2 separate regions of the Homo sapiens genome follow, and region 2 is linked to region 1. Evidence: read pairs that join two places in POLR2A ChIA-PET (ENCODE). Cell type or tissue: A673. All regions are shown on one strand. Links, peaks and the distances in the headings refer to the core of each region. The heading gives the core; the rest is flanking DNA.

Region 1 (4,398 bases), core at 179-4,178:
AAAACTAAATACAACAAACACGTAAAAAATTCAGAAATATTTTCTGCTAAGACATATTTAAAATACACAAATATTGATTTTTCTACCTATCACTGGGGTTATGTTTTTGACTTTAATATACTTTGGTAGAGAGAACAGTCTTTGACCTACACCATAATTACTGATTGATTTAATTTTTTTTTCTTTTCTTTTTAAGAGATCAAGTCTCGCTCCGCTGTCCAGGCTAGAGTGGAGTGGCATGATCATAGCTCGCTATAATCTCAAACTCCTGGGCTCAATCAATCCTCCTGCCTCATCTTCCTGAGTAGCTGGGATTACCGGTGTGCACCACCACCATGCCTAGCTAATTTTTCAATTTGTTTATAGAGATGGGGTCTTGATATGTTGCCCAGGCTGGTCTCAAACTCCTGGCCTCAAGCAATTCTCCAGCCCTCAGCCTTCCAAAATGCTGGAAATACAGGCATGAGCCACTGTACCAGTCTACTGTTCTTATCCCTCTTTTCCTTAATGTGACTTGCTGGTTTATTTTTATTTTATTTTTGTAAGACAGAGTCTCACTCTGTCACCCAGGCTGGAGTGCCGTGTTGCTCACTGCAACTTCCACCTCCCGAGTTCAAGCTATTCTCATGCCTCAGCCTCCCGAGTTCAAGCTATTCTCATGCCTCAGCCTCCTGAGTAGCTGGAATTACGGGTGTACGCCACCATACCTGACTAATTTTTGTATTTTTAGTAAAGATGGGGTTTCGCCATGTTAGGCTAGGCTAGTCTCAAAATCCTGACCTCAAGTGATCCATCCGTCTCAGCTTCCCAAAGCGCTGGAATTACAGGTGTGAGCCACTGTGGCTGGCCTGTTGGTTCATTTTTGAAAGGTTGTTTGGGTGGTCACTTACCTCTATATGCTGGAAAGTCCATTGCAAGACTCTAAAGCAAGTCCCTGAGAAAGGATTTCTTGAAACATGTTTGCTTAACAAAATGAATCTGAATCGCCTGGTGTATGTTGTTTTGTTTTGTTTTGTTTTTTGAGATGGAGTCGCACTCTCTTGCCTAGGCTGAAGTGCAATGGCGCCATGTCAGCTCACTGCAACCTCCACCTCCTGGGTTCAAGTGATTCTTCTGCCTCAGCCTCCCGAGTAGCTGAGATTACAGGCGCCCGCCAATAGGCCTAGCTAATTTTTGTATTTTTAGTAGAGACAGGGTTTCTCCATGTTGGTCAGGCTGGTCTCGAACTCCCGACCTCAGGTGATCCGCCTGCCTTGGCCTCCCAAAATGCTGGGAACACAGGCGTGAGCCACCGTGCCCGGCCCTAAAAAACGTGTTTATATTTATTCAATTGTAAATATTATCATGAGGCTCAGATACCTTAGATTTTAGTAGTTCATTAGTCCTGGTCAATTCAATAAGTTGTTTTTCCAGTGTAGCATTATTTGCAGAGAGAGATGTTTTTTCCCTTAGTGCAGCATTTAGCCTTGCTTCCATCTTTTCCAACTCAGTTTCCAGATCCTGGATCCGCCTGTCCTGGGCACCACGTTCCTGTAGAAGAACACGAATCTGGACAAAAACAAGGTGATAATAAATGATTCACTGATAGAATGCCAACATAAGGAGATGCTACCAATAATCACCCCTAAAGTTTCTGGAAAAATCTCTGATTTTGACATTATGCTTGTAGATATTCTAATGTTACTAGCTATTTGAATAATCATATTTACCTATGATACATCTTAAAAGTCTTAATGCATTTTAAGAACATAAGAACTTTAGTTGCCATAAGTTCCAAGTACAATTAAGCTATCTATTCACTTTTTTTTTTTTTTTTTTGAGATGGAGTCTTGCTCTGTGCTCTGTTGCCCAGGCTGGAGTGCAGTGGCACGATCTCGGCTCACTGCAAGCTCCGCCTCCTGGGTTCAAGCGATTCTCCTGCCTCAGCCTCCCGAATAGCTGGGACTACCAGCACGGGCCACCACACCCGGCTAATTTTTTGTATTTTTAATAGAGACGGGGTTTCACCATATTAGCCAGGATGGTCTCGATCTCCTGACCTCGTGATCCACCCGCCTCAGCCTCCCAAAGTGCTAGGATTACAGGTGTAAGCCACCACACCCGGCCGCTATTTATTCACTTTTAAGGTATTTCCACCTATAATAGTTATTTTCTCTAGCTTCAATTACACAAATTCAAATTAGCTTAAAATGCTAAATGTTTTTTATTTCAAGAAGGCAGAGCTGGGCTTCTGAGGAGAATGTACTAGGCATTGGCAAGCCATCATTCTTGCTGCTATTACCAGATTAAAAAAACAAAAAACAAAAAAAAACCCAAACCAATATTTGTCAACAGAAAATGTGGAAGCCAAAAGACAATGAAATGATATTTTTAATATAATGGGGGGGAACCTGCCACCCTAAAATTCTATACCCAATGAAGTCACTGGTGTAAATTATTAGTTCTAATCCTGGCTCTACCACTCACTTACCAGCTATCTCACTGAGACTCAGTGATTATTCCTGTAAGTATCAACCCCTACATGTACCCTCAGTAAAATGATAGCTAACATTATTAGAATACATAAAAAAGAATCAGAGCAACTGAGCAGACATTTACAGTTACTCTGACATACTCTTGGTTGAAAGCCAACATTCGACTGTAATCAAATGAAAGATTTTAATATATTGAAAGAATATATCCATGAGGAAAAGAGTTGGTCAGCAATGGAAACAGAAAAAAAAGACTGCAGAGAAGCAAAGTTCACAGTGAGCTGCTTAGCATTGCTAGGAAAGTAAATGGGTTCTTTAGGTTAGTACTGTTCAATAGAAATTTCTGTCATGGTGGAAATGCCCTGTCCAGTATGGTAGCTGCCAATCACATGTGGCTACTGAGCACTTGAAATGTGATTATTGCAACTGAGGAATTGAGTTCTTATTTAATTTAGATCATCACATGTGGTGAGTAGCTACCATATCAAACAGCACAGCTCTATGTTATTTCACCCATGAGGAAGGCCTATACCTATTGTGCAGAGCAATGCATCGAGTTAGCCTAACTTCATCACAGTCTAACCAGCTAGGATTGCATGCTCACTAAGAAATCCTCTAGCTATGTTGTGTTAACATAAGTTAGCATACAGGAAGACTGTGAACGATGGATAGATATAAATATTTGATCCACATATATAATTGTAATCAACTGACATAATGATTTTTCAGTTATCAGTTTTTCATTAAGTGGGCTATCTTTAATCTCGGCGTTGCCAGCATACCACATTAACATAGCCCGGATAGATCTGTGAAATACTGTAAGAACTGTTTTCCTGTAGGCACTGTTCTGGATGGCATGTTTGCCTCACTGCAGGACTCCTCACACTGCAACAGAATCCTTATCTCTTAAATCTGTGTAACTCTCTTTCTATCATGTGTACTTTTCACTAAGTTTAAAGCACTGCTTACCTCTTTCTCTAATATCTTCAAATCTTTATCATTCTTTTGAGATTCCTTCTGTTTAAAAGCCAAAAAAACTTATAAGCAAATTTAGATGTCACAGATATGACAGCCAAATTTGTTTTTCAGTTATCAGAAAAGATGAAGGGATCCAATCAGTTAGTTTCTATTTTAAACATTACACTGTTAAACATTGTGTAGGCCACTCATCTGATAAATAAAATATTCTAAAAATCTCAAGACATTTTAGGTTTAGAAATTTTCAACCCAATAAATCAGGATTTTCCTAATCAGCCCAGTGAAAAGAACAGGTGGAACTTTATGAATAAAGCTACTGACTGCCTCCCTCTAATGTTAAATAGCAACACATCTTGAATATTTAATTATGCTATCTCAGAAAGAATCTTACAAAGAGAAATCGACTTAAACTTTGATACCCGAAGAGGAAAATATACAGATGCAAAGAAATAAAAACTGAAACAGCATAAGCTCTGATTCTAATTTTCTCATTGGCTTTATTCTAAATAAGACATATAATTTTCACACTATATCTTTTTATATCCAACAGACTTTCTGACACAATGGCTAGAAAAAGAATATCTTTTCCATCTAAAAATGGAAGAAAGGCATCAACATCTTGAATGAAATCTGTTTCAGATGTTTCTAAGTGGGGCAGGAGGTGGGGGTGACATCAGTGTCATGTTTATTAATTTCACACTCCATGAAATTTTTTATGGGGAAGGACTATTATTTTGGGGCTCCATACAAACTTGTATGTAATTTAGTTTTCTAAGGGGCTTTATAAATTACAAAATTACAGAACAGTTTCTTCAAGAAATTTAAGTCAAACCACTTACATCAATTTCTAAGAAAAGAGTGTCTATAATAGTCCTGCCCAATAAAAATAATGCAAGCCACCTATGCATTTAAATTTTTCTAGTAGTGTGTTTAAAAAGTAAAAATCTTA
Region 2 (4,398 bases), core at 252-4,251, 60 kb before region 1:
AAAATGGACTTTGAAATAGGGAGATTGTTCTGGATTATCAGGAAGTACCCAATCTAATCACAAGCATCCTTAAGATTAGAGACTATATCCACGCTGTTTTCAGAGTGGTATGGGATAGAAAAGTTGGAGAGATTTGATGTAAGGACCTGACCTGCTGCTGCTTGCTTTTAAGGTTGAGGACAGGGCCGCAAGCCAAGGAAGGTGATTACCTCCAAAAGGTGGGAAGAGCCTTCAGTTTATAATCTGCATGAAAGCAATGACCTCAGTCCCACAGACTCAAGGAACTGAATTCCACCAACAATCCAAATAAGCCGAAAACTTAGGCTCCCCTAGATGCTCTAGAAAGAAGTGCAGCCTACAGATACCTTGATTTTAGCCCACTAAGACCTGTGTCAGATTTCAATCTTTATTTACAAATTAATAAAGATTGTACTTTAATCCTTTTGTAAATATTAACTGCATCTACCCCCTTACACTTACTGACCTACAGAACTGTAAGATATTTGAGTTGTTTAAACCACTCCATTTGTGGCAATTTATTAAAGCCACATAAAAAATTAATACACTGTCTACAGCATAATGTCCTATTTTCATGCCCAGATCATCCTTAAAGTGCCCAAATACAAGAGATCTAATACCAATTTTACTACACTTAGCATTTAGTCAGCACCACCTTATGGAATGGAAATTCAAATACTGCTTGCTAAAATCCAATTGAACTATATCTTACAAATGGAAAATATAAAGACTGCAGGCTCGCTTCAGGAAGCTAACATTATTAACTTAAGAACACTGATTGGAACATTGGGTAAAGGATGAAAATTACTAGCTTTGTTTTAGATCAACAATGTTAATATGCCATGCTGATCCTTAATCATCCCCCAAGAATTGCTGTTGGCAGGAATCAGAAAATTGATTTTTCTCAATTTTAAAGCTTAGACTTGAAAGTCTGTAATAAGAAGTCCACAGGAGTTCAAGGAATATTTAGATATTTTCAACTAAAAGCTACTCCAAAAATGATAGGAATTATTACTAATAACAGCATCATTTTTTCCAGGTGAAGGCAGCCAGTATTAGTAGCCAAAAATGAAATGGCTAGTTTTGTGCTTCATTTGTATTAAATGATGACCATATCTAAGATACTTGTGTTCCAGTTGTAGTTAATTAACTTTCCCAAAGACATAATGGCAAAGAGCAGCAACTCAAGTAAGCCAGAAGATCATACACTGCTATGTAAGGTGTCAAACTAAAGAAAACTGAGAGTTTCAGCTCATAAAGTGGGTTAGGAGGTTCAAGATCCAAGCCTGTAAAGTCAATAATGGTATGGTGTTCTATAATAAGATAGTGCATTGAATACATGTATCAAATTTTGTTTTCCTCTCAAAATCCCAAGGAAAAATTTTTTTTAAAAAAAGGCCTAACACAACAAGGACAGAGAGAACAAGAAAGGTGACAACAGAACAAAATTTTGGAAGCTGAAAAGCAAGGGAACTAATGGTAAGAGATTTAACCTACCCAAAAGAGCTGAATTTTGGCTAGAAGTGGATTGAGAACTAAACTAACTTACTCTGAAAAATCCTCAAAAGGCTTGGGATCAGATACCTCTGAAATCTTGGGTAAAGGGGAAGGGACAGAGTAAAGAAGAAAAAGTGAAGTTAGATTCCCAGACACCCTCCCCAACAGCTCCTGATGACTGGACATCTGTTCCCTGGAGAGACCAACACAGATAGGTTCTATTTTCTCCCCTCCCTCCCCCTCCTTTTTTTTCCCAGACAGGGTCTTGGTCTGTTGCCCAGGCTGGAATGCAGTGGCGCCATCTTTGCTCACTGCAGCCTCGACCTTGACCTCCCAGGCTCAAGCGATCCTCCCCACTTCAGCTTCCTGAGTAGCTGGGACTACACAGCACCACCGCACTTGGGTAATTTTTAATTTTTTTGTAGAGACAGCGTCTCACTATGTTGCCTAGGTTAGTTTCAAACTCCTGGGCTCAAGTGATCCTCTTGCCTCAGCCTCCGAATGTGCTCAGATTACAGATGTGAGCCACTGAGCCTGGACAGAGGTGGGTTCTAGACTGAGGTGTGTGTGTTGGGGAGTAAATGGGCAGGTACTATGCTGAAAATAGGAGGATTAAGTGAACATATGAAGGCTGAATGCTAATTGCAGCAACTTCAAACTGTGTGGGAACTCTAATATAATCTAGCAAGGAGTTCAGAATTGTTTGCCCTATTATCATGGGACTAGGCCTCTACTGGATGAATATCACACTCTTAAGAAAGCCTATTTTATAACAGGTAAACTTGATTCTAACAATGAGCCTCTACATTACTAATTATGTGATCACCCTAAGTAGGAAGTGGATGGTATGAGAGGAGCCCTGAGTGCTAGCTCAGATGGCTTAAAGACATGATAGTGATGTGGTGAGCTCTCTGTTTCCCCTAGCATCACTTCTCTGTGATAAAACTTTCACATGTTCGGGTGCAGTGGTTCACGCTTGTAATCCCAGCACTTTGGGAGGCCGAGGCAGGTGGATCACCTGAGGTCAGGAGTTCCAGACCAGCCTGGCCAATATGGTGAAACCTCATCTCTACTAAAAATACAAAAATTAGCTGGGCATGGTGGCAGGCACCTGTAATCTCAGCTGCTTGGGAGGCTGAGGCAGGAGAATTACTTGAACCCAGGAGGCGGAGGTTGCGGTGAGCTGAGATCGTGCCATTGCACTCCAGCCTGAGTGACCGAGTGAAACTCCGTCTCAAAAAAAAAAAAAAGTTCACCTTGATGCACTCTCATTTAATAGCTTAACAGTAGGGATCTCAGGCTGCTTCTTCCATGCGCTTACCAGGCCATGGGCAGTCAGACCTTTGCCCTCCACTCAGGAGACTGGAAGAAGCCCGAGAAGTCTAATCTCCCAGGAGGAAAAACCTAAAAATAATGACAATAGGGGTTTCCCAACTAAAGGAAACCACTTACATTGGTACCAGAATAGTGGTTTTCCACTGGGGTGAAAAAACAGACCAAAAACAAAGGAGTATGGGGGAAACAGATATCCTGAAGACAAAAATAAAAAACAACAAAAAACTCCACGTAACAAAAACAAAATTACCATTGATATTTCTGAGATATATGAGAACCCATACATCCATGAAACATGATAATGATGCAATTTTTTTTTTAAAAAAAGGAAGCATACAGAGAACAAAGAAAAGCTATTAGGAATTAAGAAGATGGTAGCAAAAAAGAATTTAGTAGAAGAATTTGTAGGGGTATTAAAAAGTCAAAGCAGCCGGGCGGGGTGGCTCACTCTTGTAATCCCAGTACTTTGGGAGGCCAAGGCAGGTGGATCACGATGTCAGGACTTCAAGACCAGCCTGGCCAATATGATGAAACCCCGTCTCTACTAAAAATACAAAAGTTAGCTGGGCGTGGTGGCGCATGCCTATAGTCCCAGCTGCTCGGGAGGCTGAGGCAGGAGAATTGCTTGAATCAGGGAGGCGGAGGTTGCAGTGAGCTGAGATCGCGCCACCGCACTCCATCCTGGGCGACCAAGCGAGACTCCATCTCAAAAAAAAAAAAAGTCAAAGCAACCTCTCAGAATGTAAAAAGACAAAGAGCTGAAAAATTGTGAAGAAAATATGAAAATCAAAGAATCCATGTATTAGTTTCTTATTGATGCTATCTCATATTGCATAAATAACATGAGTTTACTGTCTTACTGTTCTGGAAGTCATTAGCCTGAAATGGGTTTCACTGGGCCAAATCCAAGGTGTTGCCGGGGTCATGCTCTCTCCAGAGGATCTAGGGGTGAATCCGTTTTCTTGCCTTTCTAGCTTCTAGAGGAGGCCCGAATTCCTTGGCTTGTGACTGCTTCCTTGCATCACTCTGACCTCTTGCTTCCATCATCACATTTCCTACTTCTTTGAATTCCTGCCTCCCTCTTAAAAGGACTCTTGTTACATTGGACACACCAGGATAACCTCCTCATCTCAAGATTTTTAAATTTAATCACGTGTCATAAGAGTCACAGGTTCTAGGGATTTGGACATGGACATCTTGGGGAAGGGGAGGGGGTCATTATTCAGCCTCCTACAGTCAGAATAGGAGATGTGATATCTATAAAGTAGAATGAAAAAGAAAATAGGAGAAAAATAGCAGTGAAATAGTGAAGGATTTAAGTTTAAAGATTGAAGGAACCTACCAAGTACAAGGCAAAATGAATGAAAAGAGAACTACAACAAGGGGCACCACTGTAAAATTTCAGAACACTAGAGACACAGAGAAGATCTGACAAGCTTCCAGAGAAGAGAGGAAAACATACGAAGGACAAGGAATCATAATGTCTTTGGACTTCACAAAATCAACAGTGGAAGCACAAACACAATGGAACAATGCATTCAAAATTCC

Evidence for each region. ChIA-PET counts read pairs that join two places held together with the same protein. Peaks named below come from ENCODE experiments on the same cell type or tissue, not always from the same donor. Only the 100,000 strongest peaks of a DNase experiment are listed, where the experiment ranks them.
Region 2: POLR2A ChIA-PET joins it to region 1 with 7 read pairs; 10 of 35 experiments call an interaction of 5 or more read pairs at or near these places.

The regions. Positions count from the first base shown.
Region 1 is chr5:163,466,791-163,471,188 of GRCh38, reverse strand. HMMR (hyaluronan mediated motility receptor) reads right to left here. Exons shown (of 18, transcript NM_001142556.2): 4 at 3,441-3,488; 5 at 1,360-1,548; 6 at 1-4. Among named protein-coding and RNA genes, the nearest start is that of HMMR, 8.4 kb to the right of the region's middle. In A673, for the core only: no CTCF peak of the experiment used is centred there; no DNase peak of the experiment used is centred there; H3K27ac peaks cover 1,320 bases.
Region 2 is chr5:163,527,311-163,531,708 of GRCh38, reverse strand. No RefSeq gene overlaps it. Among named protein-coding and RNA genes, the nearest start is that of MAT2B, 24 kb to the right of the region's middle. In A673, for the core only: no CTCF peak of the experiment used is centred there; no DNase peak of the experiment used is centred there.